Linked DNA regions of Homo sapiens: region 2 is linked to region 1. Evidence: read pairs that join two places in POLR2A ChIA-PET (ENCODE). Cell type or tissue: MCF 10A. All regions are shown on one strand. Each heading gives the region's core, and the rest is flanking DNA. Links, peaks and the distances in the headings are about the cores only. Region 1 overlaps NIPAL3 (NIPA like domain containing 3). Region 2 has its middle 9.3 kb from the start of SRRM1.

Region 1 (2,500 bases), core at 1-2,500:
AGGACACTAGAAGTATACTTTCTCTTCTCTGTTTGGTAGCAAATTTTGAGAAGTGGCACACACCTGTAATCCTAGCACTTTGGGAGGCTGAGGCAAGTGGACTGCTTGAGCCTAAGAGTTCAAGACCAGCCTGATAACATGGCGAAACCCTGTCTCTACAAAAAAATTAGCCAGGCCTTGTGGCACGCGTCTGAGGTCCCAGCTACTTGGGAGGCTGAGGGAGGATTGCTTGAGCCCAGCTTGAGGCCATGTTTGTGCCACTGCACTCCAGCTTGGATGACAGAGTGAGATTCTGTCTCCAAAAAAAGGAAAAGTTCGGGAAGCACTGAAAATATAAGTCCGATGAAATTAGTAGGGATTCTCATCATTGCTGGGTTTATTTGAGGCCACATTATTACCCCCACTTTACAGAGGAGGCAACTGAATCTCTGAGAGGCAGAGTTACCTGGTCACACAGGTTTTCCACCTCCGAGACCAGTGTCACCTCACCTGTGTCAGGCCAATCCTCGGTAGCAGGCCAGTTCTTCTGTTTTCCATGGATGTAGCTTTTCTTCTGATTCTTTTCTTCCTAAGCTGAAACTTAAATAGTTCCCTTTTCGTGGTAGTGGAATTGTTTTTTTTTTTTTTTTGAGACCTGGAGAAGTTAGTATTCTACTTCTTGTGCTCAAGAGCTATGGAAAAAGGGAGGATTTAAGTTAGGGTGCGATGGGAGGAAGGAAGCAGAGTGGAGGAGGAAAGGGAACATTAAGGGCCAGGGAGAAAGCTTTTGAGATAGATGAGTCAGGTTTGTATTAAGGGGAGGACAAAGGCATGATAGGACTTGTTTTTAACTGCTAGAATTGAATTTTGAAGAATTTTTTTAATGGACTCACTTGTCATGGCCGGTTACGTTTTATCTGAATGGTATTCTCTTCTCAGATAACAAAGCTGGGCTCAGTGTTTCCTTGTCCATGCATTTTTAATGTTCCTCTCCACCACCCTAGAGCACCGCAAGAACTGGAAAACACACCCCTCTCTGTCTGCCTGGGAGAGCCACGGAAATTGGCACTTCTCTGAGTGAAGCTGAGGAGAAGGCTGTAAATCTGCCAAAACAGCCTTGAAGTATTCTTTTGTCATGAGGAAGTGACGGCTGCTGGAGGGAGGTGAACACCACAAGGAGAGATGGCATCTGGCCTGGGCCCCGCCTAGCAGCAGCTCCACCTCCTAGGCCAGGCCCTGTGGGATGCGCCACTAGACCACCATGGACGGATCCCACAGCGCAGCCCTGAAGCTGCAGCAGCTGCCTCCCACAAGTAGCTCCAGCGCCGTAAGCGAGGCCTCCTTCTCCTACAAGGCAAGGGCTTTTTTGGGGTTTGGGAATTTGTATTTTCCTAGCAAGGAAGTTACACAGTGCTCTGCATTGGCTAACAGATATGTATGGGGTCTGCATGCCTGTCACTGGTAGAAACAGGCAGGCTCTTCACACAGACAAGGGAATGTGTAAGCAAAAGACAAGAGATGGGCCGGGAGTGGTGGCTCACACCTGTAATCCCAGCACTTTGGGAGGTGGGCGGGTCACGAGGTCAAGAGATTGAGACCATTCTGGCCAGCATGGTGAAACCCCGTCTCTACTAAAAACACAAAGATTGGCTGGGCGTGGTGGTGCCCACCTGTAGTCCCAGCTACTCGGGAAGCTGAGGCAGGAGAATCACTTGAACCAAGGAGGTGGAGGTTGCAGTGAGCTGAGATGGTGCCGCTGTTATCCAGCCTGGTGACAGAGTGAGACTCTGTCTCAAAAGGAAAAAAAAAAAAAAAAGAGATGCTCATTAAAATACATAAAAATAGGGAGGCAGAGAAACACCATAAAAGGTATAGAATAAAAGGAATGCATTCCCACTTAGAAGATTTGATTTTTAAAAAATCACCTACTCTGGGCCAGTTGTGGTGGCTCATGGCTGTAATTCCAGCACGTTGGGAGGCCAAGGCGGGAGGATCTCTTGAGGCCAGAAGTTTGAAACCAGCCTGGGCAACATAGTGATACCCCGCCTGTACAAAACAATTGAAAATTAGCCAGGTGTGGTGGCATGTGCCTGTAGTCCTAACTACTCAGGAGGCTGAGACGGGAGGATTGCTTGAGCCTAAGAGTAGTTTGAGGGTGCTGTGAGCTATGATTGCACCACTGCACTCTAGCCTGGGTGACAGAGCAAGACCCTGATGCCAAAAAAAAAGTATATATATATATAGGTATGTATGTATATCACCTACTCCATTACTTGGAGATAATTTTCATTCGGATTTCAGTATATCTCCTTGTTTTTTTCTAGTATTATAAATTTGGGGTCACATTGCACATAAAGTTTTGTATCTTGGTTGTTTAACTTGACCTTACTTGTGGAATATTTCCCCATGTCATCAAGTAGTGACTGAAAGCATACTTTTCGAATGATTGCCCAATAATCCGTTGAGCTGCTGTGTCAAAATTTGCTCAACAGATCCTCATTGCTGGATATTCAGGCTGTCT
Region 2 (12,206 bases), core at 5,992-8,491, 220 kb after region 1:
GAGGTGGGAGAATCACTTAAGCCCAGGCGTGTGAGACCAGACCTGGCAACATAGTGAGACCTCATCTCTACAAAAAATATAAAGAATTAGCCAAGTGTGGTGGCATGTGCCCATGGGCCCAGTTACTCGGGAGGCTGAGGCAGGAGAACTGCTTGACCCCAGGAGGTCGAGGGTGCAGTGAGCCCTGATGGAGCCACTGCACTCCAGCCTGGGCAAAGCAAGACCCTATTTCAAATTTAAAAAAAAAAAAAAAAGTCTTGAATGTGATTAACATCAGGTTGAATACAACCAAGGAAATAATCAGTGAATTTAAAAACAGATCAATAAACATCATCCCAATGGAGAGAATAAAAGACTGAAAATCAGGAAAAAAATTAAAAAATGAAAAACCGGCTAATGTCCAAAAGGCAAAAAAAAAAAAATAATAAAATCTTTGGGGTTAATTTTCTATCAAACAAAATTTATTTCCATTCTTATTGGACAACAATTATTTGCATTGCTCTCAATTTCCTACAAGTTAAAATCTAGCCTTACAAAGTATCTCAATGTAAATAAATCAACGGTAAATGGTAACTGAAATAAAAATACATTCCTATAAAGAACTGAATAATCTGTGAGCGAGCTTGCTAGGCAATGGCCCTAAGCACTGAAAGGACATGCAATAATTTATTTTTCTCTATTCCCAAATTTTGAATAGTTTTTGTTAACAAGAGTTAGGAGAGAAATGTGACCTCTAAGAACTTTCTCTTTCTTCCTTCCCTTCTTTTCTCTCATAAACACTTCTATAGCATTCTTGTGTATACCTTTTCTTTTCTTTTTTTATTTTAGACTGAGTCTTGCACTGTTGCCCAGGCTGGAGTGCAGTGGCACATTCTCAGCTCACTGCAACCTCCGCCTCCCGGGTTTAAGCGATTCTCCTGCCCCAGCCTCCCAAGTGGCTGGGATTATAGGCATGCGCCACTACACCCAGCTAGTTTTTGTATTTTTAGTAGAGATGGGGTTTCACCACTTTAGCCAGGTTGGTCTCAAACTCCTGACCTCAAGTGATCTGACCGTCTCAGCCTCGCAAAGTGCTGGCATTACAGGCGTAAGCCACTGCGCCCAACCATGTGTGTACCTTTTCTTCCCTCTTTCTCTTTCTCTCCCTTTCTCAAACACTTCTACAGTATTTGTACCAAGCACTATGATAAACATTTTACAAGTATCAACTCATTTAATCTTGGTAAAAGGGAAATTGTCCTAAACCTGATCTGAGGCAAAATGTTTTTGTAGGATATAATTCCCAGTTTTTCTCTAGGAAAAAAAATACCATTCTTGAGAAAATGTTTACATTATTTTCTGATGAACTATGATTAAGACTTATTCTGGGTGCCAGGCATGGTGGCTCATGCCTGTAATCCCAGCACTTTGGGAGGCTGAGGTGGGTGGGTCATTTGAGGCCAGGAGTTTGAGACCAGCCTGGGCAACATGGTAAAACCCCACCTCCACTAAAAATACAAAAAAATTAGCCGGGCGTGGTGGTGCATGCATGCGTGCAGTCCCAGCTACTCAGCAGGCTGAGGCAGGAGAATCTCTTGAACCCGGGAGGCAGAGATTGTAGTGAGCTAAGATCACATCACTGCACCCCAGCCTGGGCGACAGAGTGAGACTCTGTCTCCAAAAAAAAAAAAACAAAAAACTTCTATCCGATTGACTTTTTTCTGAGAGGCTACCTGTGAGTATTCTGTTAAGAGCCTAGTAATCTTGAACCAATCCTTTTTTCTTTCTTTATCTCTTCTCAGTGATTATGTACTCATTTTCTTTTTCTTTAAGAGAGCAAATTTATTAATTGGCTTACTAAAGTCCTTTTCCCTTGTAACATGATTGTAACAAAACTCTGACACATGCCCATAACTAAATTGTCTAAAATCTAATTTTCTTTCTTTTTTTTTTTTTTGAGACGGAGTCTTGCTCTGTCGCCCAGGCTGGAGGGCAGTGGCTCGATCTCCGCTTACTGCAAGCTCCGCTTCCCGGGTTCACGCCATTCTCCTGCCTCAGCCTCCCAAGTAGCTGGGACTACAGGCGCCCGCCACTATGCCTGGCTAATTTTTTTAGTAGAGATGGGGTTTCACCGTGTTAGCCAGGATTGTCTCGATCTCCTGACTTCGTGATCCGCCTGCCTCGGCCTCCCAAAGTGCTGGGATTACAGGTGTGAGCCACCGTGCCCGGCCTAAAATCTAATTTTCTTAAGCAATTTTCATCATAACCCAAGAGATCTAAACATGACTCTACTCTCCTTTCCTACCTAGTTTTTGTGGGTTACAGCGGAAAACACTTCTCTTGTCCAGGGAGATGGCCTTATAGGCCAGGGGTTTATGACAAACCTCTGGTACATGGCTGGATTCACAAATGTCAGTCAGGAGAAAAAAAAAAAGCCTTCAGTAACCGACCACAGCAATCACAGAGGACCATCTACCAAGATGGCAGAATATTCTTAGAGTTTCAGGTGAACTGGAATCACGCTGGTGTGGGAGGGGTTTATAATCAAGGAGAAGTAAACTTGAGTTTTATGGCAAGCTTGATGTCTGAACCTCCTGACCATCACCACCAAAAATGTACTGCAGCTGGGCGTGGTGGCTCATGCCTGTAATCCCTACACTTTGGGAGGTGTAGATGGGTGGAAGGATTGCTCGAGGCCAGGAGTTTGAGATCAGCCTGATCAACATAGCAAGACCTTCTCATCTTTACCAAAAAAAAAAAAAAATTAGCCAGGCATGTTGGCACATTTGGCACATGCCTGTAGTCCCAGCTACTCGGGAGGCTGAGGCAGGAGAATAGCTTGAGCCCAGGAGTTTGAGGTTACAGTGAGCTATAGTTGTGCCATTGCACTCCAGCCTGGGTGACAGATCAAGAGCCTGTCTCTAAAAGTAGTAATGATAATAATAAGTGAAGAGTCATTTTTCTCTGTTTTAAGTATCTGAATAATCTGAATAAATCTTGGGTCCTTTATGGCCCAGATGTTAGTATCACACATTCAAATAAAGAGTCCAGTAGTCAAAAATAGTGAAAAAAAAATCCAAAAATCCAATCATATTTTTCAAAAACCAGCAAAGGGGACCCAGTTAATAATCCTATCTACTTCTGTTCAGTTCCCTGATACCTGTAGCTGCTCTGTTGCCTCTTCCTCTCCAAACAATCTCTTCTCTCTTTAACCCTCTTTTTTTTTTCTTTTTGAGACAGGGTCTCACTCTATCATCCAGACTGGAGTACAGTGGCACAGTGGCCACTGACTGCAACCTCTCCCTCCCAGGTTCAAGCAATTCTTGTGCCTCAGCCTCCCCAGTAGCTGGGATTACAGGCATGCGCCATCATTCTGGCTAATTTTTATGTTTTTAGTAGAGATGGGGTCTCGCTATACTGCCCAGGCTGGTCTTGAACTCCTGGCCTCATATGATCCGCCCGCCTCTACCTCCCAAAGTGCTGGGATTACAGGCGTAAACTACCATGACCAGCCAACACTCTTTTCCCTTTATTATATAGATTAGCCTCCAGCCTCTCAGGGCATTATAAAGATTTCTCTCCTTCACCCATTCACCCATCTCTTGAGCTTTCACTAAAACAGCTTTTCTTTAAAAAAAAAAAAATCCAGGCTGGAGTTCAGTGGCAAAATCATAGCTCACTGCTCACTGCAGCTTCTAACTCCTGGGCTTAAGTGGTCCTCCAGCCTCCAGAGCAGCTGGGAATATAGGCACATGCCACCACACTCAGCTAATCTTTTATTTTTTGTAGAGCCAGAGTTTCGCCCTGTTGTCCAGGCTGGTCTCAAACTCCTGGATTCAAGTGAGCCACCCACCTTGGCCTCCCAAAGTGCTGGGATTACAGATATGAGCCACTGAGCCCAGCCAAGGCCACAGTATCTTAATCTCTAGGTGAGTGTCTACGATGGTCCATTAGTTACCTTGTACATATAGAAGCTCCTCACTCTCTTTCCAGCTGCTGCCTGAGACTTAGCAGAATGGAAGAATAACAGGCATTCCTGTTGTGGAAGCCAGTGTTATGGAGCTATGAAAGCTTAGCCTTCTGGCCGGGCGCGGTGGCTCACGCCTGTAATCCCAGCACTTTGGGAGGCCGAGGCGGGTGGATCATGAGGTCAGGAGATCGAGACCATCCTGGCTAACAAGGTGAAACCCCGTCTCTACTAAAAATACAAAAAAAATTAGCCGGGCGCGGTGGCGGGCGCCTGTAGTCCCAGCTACTCGGGAGGCTGAGGCAGGAGAATGGCGTGAACCCGGGAAGCGGAGCTTGCAGTGAGCCGAGATTGCGCCACTGCAGTCCGCAGTCCCGCCTGGGCGACAGAGCGAGACTCCGTCTCAAAAAAAAAAAAAAAAAAAAAAAAAAAAGAAAGCTTAGCCTTCTTCTTTTCTGTAGTTGGGAGCTTCCTTTCTGTGAATAGTTTCCATAGGGGTGGTGTTGTTCACATCCTTGCTATATGCATATTGGCTATATGCATATTAGTGAATATGTTGATTCTAGATATGATTGCTGCACATCCTGGTTCTACCACCCCCCCTTATCTGGTTGTAGGTTTGACATATAAGCAAATAGCCGCAATTTGTCCACTTGATAAGGGGTGATGACCCTCCCTGCAATGTAAGCAACCCTCATGGGCTGGAACTTGGACTTCAATAATTCATGGACTCATAGACTTCATCTTCATACCTATCCAGCCTAAGGGTCTTTATCTATTGCCCATGGGTAACTGGACTACAATTCTCCAGGGTCAAAAGAGAAGTCTTGTTTATCATATATGCTGAATGGTCTCTAGCCAGCCCTACATTTACAAGACAATGTGTTAAGGACCCTGCCTAGCTAGGGAATTTGGGTGTGGGAGGTAAAGAGAAAAAAGAAAGGCCACTTAGAGCAACAAGAGCTATTGATTATTTTTAAATGAAGTCAAGGATGATTTTTAATCACTGACCACTATGACCCCTGCTGTCCAAGTGTTGCTGGGCCTGAAGGTGAAGAAAATTGGCACAGGCCTCACTGGCTTTCCCTTCCTCTCACCTTGTGGATTTGGGAACCAGCTGGGAGGCAGTCACTGGCCAGATGAAGAAAGGCTTGTTTGCTCATTCACCAGAAAGATAAGATCTGTCTATATTCCCTCCTCCAGCCATTTGCTTTAACACCTACATGAATGTCAAGCAACTGGTAATGTGGTCTTAACCCTAAGCAGATGGACCAAACCCTGAAAGTAAGTTCTGTTGTATGTTGCCTGTGTGATTTTACACAACTCACTTTTTCTCACGCCTTACTGTACTCATCTGTAAAACAGGAATAATACCGATGTATTAGCTTGCTAGGGCTGCCATAACAAAGTATCACACACTGGGTGGCTTAAGCAACAGAAGTGTATTTTATCACTGTTCTGGAGGCTGGAAGTCCAAGATCAAGTGTCAGCAGGGTTGTTTTCTTCTGAAGCATCTCTCCTTGGCTTATAGGTGGCCGTCTGCTCCTTATGTCTTAATTTGGTCTTCCCTCTGTGTGTGCGTCTGTATCTTAATTTCCTCTTCTTCTTTATTTATTTATTTATTTTTGAGATAGGTCTTGCTCTGTCACCCAGGCTGGAGTGCAGTGGCACGATCTTGGCTCACTGCAACCTCCGCCTCCTAGGTTCAACAATTCTCCTGCCGCAGCCTCCCAAGTAGCGGGGACGACAGGCACCTGCCACTACGCCCAGCTGATTTTTGTGTTTTTAGTAGAGATGGGGTTTCACCATGTTGGCCAGGCTGGTCTCGAACCCCTGACCTCAAGTGATCCGCTCACCTCGGCCTCCCAAAGTGCTGGGATTACAGGCATGAGTCACTGTGCCCAGCCAATTTCCCCTTCTTATAAGGACTCCAATTATATTGGATAAGGACCCACCTAATGGTCTCATTCTAACTTAATTACCTTTTTAAGGACGCTATCTCCAAATACAGTCACATTCCAAGGTACTGGAGGTTAGGACCTCAATATGAATTTGGAGATGGTGAAGGGACAGGGCAGGGGTTGAGAGGGGGAGACAATTCGGCCAGGGGTTGGGAGGGGGAGACAATTCAGCCTGTAACAATCTGCTAGATATTATTGTGAAGACTGAATTAGCTAAAGTGTTTAAAGCATTAACACAAAGCCTGACATAATATGACCCCCCCAAAATGGTAATTATTATTATGAAATCCCATATAAAAGAAAAGTACTGCCATCTAAATACAGAGAGAACATAGACAGGTACAGGGAATTCCAACCATGGTTCTTCATTTCCCATCTGATGGGTGCTGCTCTTATTCTTCCAGCTCTTGTTTTAAAAATATGCAAACATGGGCTGGGCGCGGTTGCTCACACCTGTAATCCCAGCACTTTGGGAGGCCGAGATGGGCAGATCACGAGGTCGAGAGATGAGACTATCCTGGCCAACATGGTGAAACCCCGTCTCTACTAAAAATAACAAAAATTAGCCAGCCGTGGTGGTGTGCCTGTAGTCCCAGCTACTTGGGAGGCTGAGGCAGGAGAATTGCTTGAACCTGGGAGGCAGAGGTTGCAGTGAGCCGAGATCGTGCCACTGCACTCCAGCCTGGCGACAGAGCAAGACTCCACCTAAAATATATATATATGCAAACATGGCCGGGCACAGTGGCTCACGTCTGTAATCTCGGCAGTTTGGGAGGCTGAGGCGGGCGGATCACTTAAGGTCAAAAGTTCGAGATCAGCCTAGCAAACATGGTAAAACTCCATCTCTACTAAAAATACAAAAATTAGCCAAGTGTGTTGGCACATGCCTGTAATCCCAACTACTTAGGAGGCTGAAGTCAGAGAATTGCTTGAACCCGGGAGCCGGAGGTTGCAGTGAGCCGAGATCATGCCACTGCACTCCAGCCTGGGCAACAGAGTGAGACTCCATCTAAAAAAAAAAAAGAAAAGAAAAAAAATGCAGCCAGGCACGGTGGCTTACGTCTGTAATCCCAGCACTTTGGGAGGCCAAGACGGGAATATCACTTGAGGTCAGGAGTTCAAGACCAGCCTGGCCAACATGGTGAAACCCCATCTCTAATAAAAATACAAAAATTAGCCTGGCATAATGCCGCATGCCTGTAATCCCAGCTTTGCTCGGGAGGCTGTGGCAGGAGAATTGCTTGAACCCGGGAGGCGGAGGTTGCAGTGAGCTGATATCGCACCACTGCACTCCAGCCTGTGTGACAGAGCGAGACTCTGTCTCCAAAAAAAAAAAAAAAAAGCAAACATAATACTTGAATATAACATCTGTGGAGGTCTTTCCATGGGATGACAAGCAAAGATGTTACGTTTTTCTCTGATGCCTGTTGCTGTTATTCTTCTGGTAATATTATGAACTCTCCAAGGACTAACTTACACTTCCTTTGTGCCCCTTACTATCTAAGAACACCATGCTAAGCATATAGGAAGGGCTCAGTAAAAAACAACCAATCAAACTACATGCTCTTGTGATAGTTGAGTTAGTCTTGGAACAAGTCCTGCCCGATTAGAGGCACATTATACTGAGAGAGTAGAACGCCATCTAGTGACTCTTGTTATCAGACTAGAAAACTGTGAGATTCAGGAAATCTCAGATTGCTACTTCCATGTCTCATCTATTTGATATCTGTATATGCAAACCCAACTAGAAATCTTATAGTTTGGCAGCTTTATATATTAATGATAAATTCAACTAAGCTTTTATTTCTCTTGCCAAGAGACTTCTGGCCTTCATATAGTTAACCTCAGTGAATCTGATTATTTATAGAATGGAGAAGCAACAAATAAAAGTGTCATGCAATTATTGACCATGGAATAAATATACAGAAGACCAAGAGAAATTCAGAAATCATAAAGCATCGATATTGCACTCCAGCCTGGGCAACAAGAATGAAACATCATCTCAAAAAAACAAAAGTTTACTCTTTTATCTCAAAAGTTTATTGTACGATGTAAATCTTCAGCTTTGGCAAAATACTATTTTAAACACTCAACCATTCTGTATTTTGGCCAAGATGCATTTTTGTTGCACGTCTACTTAGAACATATTATTTGCCAAATTCTGGTTTGGGTACTGAGAAAAAAGAGATGAGAGAGACAAAGTCCTTGTCTCCAAACAGTTCCTCTTACATAGGGAAGAGAGTAGAGATATGTGTGTGTGTGTGTGTGTGTGTGTGTGTGTGTGTGTGTGTGTGTGTGTGTATGATTAGAATATAGTGGAAAATATGCTATGAGACCATATGTGAAAAATTGAATCCTGTTTTGGAAGGTCTAGACCCAGGGTTTTTGGGAGGCTCAGCAACTCCCTAAAAGATAATCAGATGATAAATACTGAGCCCTACTAAGCAGAAATGCTTCCTGGAAGAGGTCATATCTAAACTAAATCCTAAAGGAAGAATCAGAGCTGGCCAGTTAAAGGGTTAAAGGGTAGAAAGGCAAAGTGGGGAGGGCAAAGGAAGGGCTGGGAAGGAACAGTGGTTTCAGACCAAGGGAACAGAATATGTGCAAAGATCTGAGGGGAGAAAGAGAGAAAGAATACATCCATTCTAGATCTGGAAGTATACAAGCTGCTACACTGAAATAGTTTCAACTTACACACTTACTGTGGTAGCCAGCCTCCAAGATGACCCCCGATGACCCTCCCCCTGCTACAGAAGGACATAATATTGATGTCCTTCTGTAGTCCCTTCCAACACTTAATGGGGGTAACCTGTGTAACCAATAGGATATTATGAAAACTATTGTGCATGACTTCTGAGGTTATGGTACAAAAGACATTGTGGCTTCTGTCTTGCTCTCTTTTGGATCATTTGCTGCCATGTCATGGAAACCAAAGATGCCCTATCATTGTGGGATGGAACTGAGGCCTCTAGCCAATAGCTATATAAGTGAGTCTTCTTGGAAATATATTTTCCAGCCCCAGTTGACTGTAACCTTGACTATATACTCTTGAGAAACCCTGAGCCAGTATCACCCAACTTAGCCTCCCCAGATTCCTGATGCATAGCAACAATGAGAGATAACAAATGTTTATTGTTCTAAGTTGCTAAATGTGGGGAGTAATTTGTTATGCGGCAATAGATAATATACTCACTAATGTGCTCAAAAATATCTCCTGGAGCAAATGCATCTGTTTCTATTCTTCAGTCATTTTCATCTGAGCTATTGGTTGGATTCCACAGCTTCCTTGGTAAATTTAAGCTTATACATTTTTTACACATTTTTGAAGTACTTTAGGAAGACTGTTAATCCTGTTGTATCCAGGAAACACAAAAGCAGAAGTGGAAGGAAGAGGCAAACGATGGAAACAAAAGTGAAGATGATAACAAAAATAAGAAAAGTATAAAACCTGCCCCAGCCTATGGAATAAATGTTCGGTAGGAGGGATTCTGAAGAACACAGGGAACAAGCAACAGGTGAAACTCCTAAACCATCAACATCAATCACCAAGCAATGAGGAAAAGCTGTTGATGAAATGGAAAAATCTGAGTCTGTGCCTTGACGATCGGCACCAAGGTTGGATGCCTATTAGCTTTCTGAGGCTCAGAGTTTGAGGATTCAAAGAGCAGACCCAGCAAAAGAGCCATGGTAGGTTCACTAGGAGTGGCTTCTCGGCATTAAGACCTATTTTGGTTGTTTGTTTTTTTGTTTTTGTTTTTTGAGACAGGGTCTCAATCTGTCGCCCAGACTGGAGTACAGTGTCGCGATCTTGGCTCACCGTAACCTCCCACTTCCAGGCTCTAGAGATTCTCCCGCCTCAGCCTCCCAAGTAGCTGGGATTACAGGCGTGTGCCACCACTGCCCGACTAATTTTTGTATTTTTTAGTACAGACGGGGTTTCACCATGTTGGCCAGGCTGGTCTTGAACTCCTGACCTCAAATGATCCACCCGCCCCAGCCTCCCAAAGTGCTGGGATTACAGGCGTGAGCCACCGTGCCCAGCCAACACCTATTTTGATCTGCCCAGCATCAAAGTGAGCAACAGGTGGTGTCTGCAAAAACTTTCACTGCCAAGTAGTTATCCACTGCATCTGCAGGGATCATCAGGTAGGCAGCTCATCGGCCTCAGCAGATTTTCCGGTATAGACTCTTACTGATAGAATCAGTGGTTGCAACATTTTAACCAACAGACACTCATTGATAGAAATACTTTTGGAAATTGAGTCTTAGACTCTTTTTTAAAAATAGAGGTGGGGCAGTGGGGTTGGGGGTATCTCACTATGTTGTCCAGGCTGGTCTCAAACCCTTGGCCTGGAGCAATCCTCCCGCCTTGGCCTCCCAAAGTCCTGGGATTACAGGCATGAACCATGATGCCCAGCCTTAGACTCTCATTCATATACTCATTTCGACAAATGTTTATTGAGCTCCAAGGATGGGCAAATCCACACCCACATAGAGCTTTTTTATTTAAAAAAAAAAAAGGAAGAAGATAGTAAACATATAAACAAAATAGATAATAATCCCAGGAAATGTTAAGTGTTATTTAAAAAAAAATAAGGGGCTGGGCACGGTGGCTCATGCCTGTAATCCCAGCACTTTTTGAGAGCCTGAGGCGGGTAGATCACGAGGTCAGGAGATCAAGACCAACCTGGCTAACACGGTGATACCCTGTCTCTACTAAAAATACAAAAAATTAGCCAGGCGTGGTGGTGCATGCCTGTAGTCCCAGCTATTCAAGAGGCTGAGGTAGGAGAATCACTTGAACCTGGGAGGCGGAGGTTGCAGTGAGCCGAGATCGGGCCACTGCACTCCAGCCTGGGAGATGGCAAGACTCTGTCTCAAAAAAAATAAATAAATAAATAAATAAAAAATAGGACTGGGCATAGTGGTGCGTGCTTGTAATCCCAGCATTTTGGGAGGATGAGGCAGGTAGATTGCTTGAGCTCAGGATTTTGAGACCAGCCTGGGCAACACGGTGAAGCTTCATCTCGAAAAGAAAAAAATACAAAAATTAACTAGGCGTGGTGGTGTGAGCCTGTAGTCCCAGCTATTCAGAAGGCTAAGGTGGCAGCATCACTTGAGCCCAGAAAGTGGAGGCTGCAGTGAGCCAAGATCACACCAATGAGCCAAGATCACACCAATGCACTCCAGCCTGGGTGACGCAGTGAGATCCTGTCTCCAAAAAAAAAAAAAAAAGAAAGAAAGAAAAGAAAAATAGGCCAGGCATGGTGGCTCACGACTATAACCCCAGCACTTTCGGAGGCTGAGGTGGAAGGCTCACTTGAGCCCAGGAGTTTATGACCAGCCTGGGCAATACAATAAAGCCCCCGTCTCTAAAAAATAATTTAAAAATTAGCTGGGTGTGGTGGCACACACCTGTAGTCCCAGCTACTCAGGGTGCTGAAGCAGGAAGATTGCTTGAGCTGGGGAAATTAAGGAGGCTGCAATGAGCTGTGATTGCATCACTGCACTCCAGCTTGGGTTACAGAGTGACCCTCTCTCCAAAAGAAAAGAAAGAAAAAGGTAAGACAGAGTGAGGGGATTGAGGGTGTCCTTTTTGGAAGGTTGTTCAGAAAAGGCTTGATGAAGAGGTGCCATTTGAATCATCTCTTAGTCATTTTAGGCTTACCAATATATAGACAAATAAATTGCCATTCGAAATCTAAATCTGTTCATAATCAGACAAGCATCTGTAGTTTATTGTGGCTGCAACTTAGAAGTAACGGATGAGGAGAGGGAGGCATAAGCTATTAAGAGAGGTGAAAAGGCAAGAGTTGGTTGTAGAGTGTGAGGAAGAGAGAAGAATCATGATAGAAAGAAAGGTGGGCTCATTCATTGAGAATGGGAAACCAGAAGGTTGAAGGCAAGTGGATGAAGATGAATTCAGTTTAGGGTATGTTGAGTGTGAGGTGCCTATGGGACATCCAAGTGAATAGGTGAGCAGGAAGTTGAAAATATAGGTCTGGAGCAGGCCTGTGCCTGAGATACACAGGTTTGAAATATGAAAGGTAATCAAAACCGAGAGGTCAGAGAGGGCACCTTTGTTGAGGGAAAAAGTAGTCAATGACAGAACTACCAGAAAAAACAACATTTATAGGATTGACAGCAAACAGACAGAGACAGTGAAGGAAGCCCAAAACAGAATGACTAATCAGAACCATAGAGAATAGTCAGGGAGATGTGGGGTGTTGTGATTTCATAGTTCCCATCTGGTCAAGTGGCTTGTTCTGTGGAGGCCTGTCACTTCCCTGTCTTTGGCC

What was found. ChIA-PET counts read pairs that join two places held together with the same protein. Peaks named below come from ENCODE experiments on the same cell type or tissue, not always from the same donor. Only the 100,000 strongest peaks of a DNase experiment are listed, where the experiment ranks them.
Region 2: POLR2A ChIA-PET joins it to region 1 with 5 read pairs; 11 of 35 experiments call an interaction of 5 or more read pairs at or near these places.

What each region holds. Positions count from the first base shown.
Region 1 is chr1:24,418,308-24,420,807 of GRCh38, forward strand. NIPAL3 (NIPA like domain containing 3) reads left to right here. Exons shown (of 12, transcript NM_020448.5): 2 at 984-1,333. The coding sequence starts at 1,241. Among named protein-coding and RNA genes, the nearest start is that of NIPAL3, 3.8 kb to the left of the region's middle. RefSeq lists an enhancer at 277-1,476. In MCF 10A, for the core only: no CTCF peak of the experiment used is centred there; a DNase peak (open chromatin) is centred at 1,094.
Region 2 is chr1:24,627,870-24,640,075 of GRCh38, forward strand. No RefSeq gene overlaps it. Among named protein-coding and RNA genes, the nearest start is that of SRRM1, 9.3 kb to the right of the region's middle. In MCF 10A, for the core only: a CTCF peak has its summit at 7,553 (motif pointing left); a DNase peak (open chromatin) is centred at 7,522.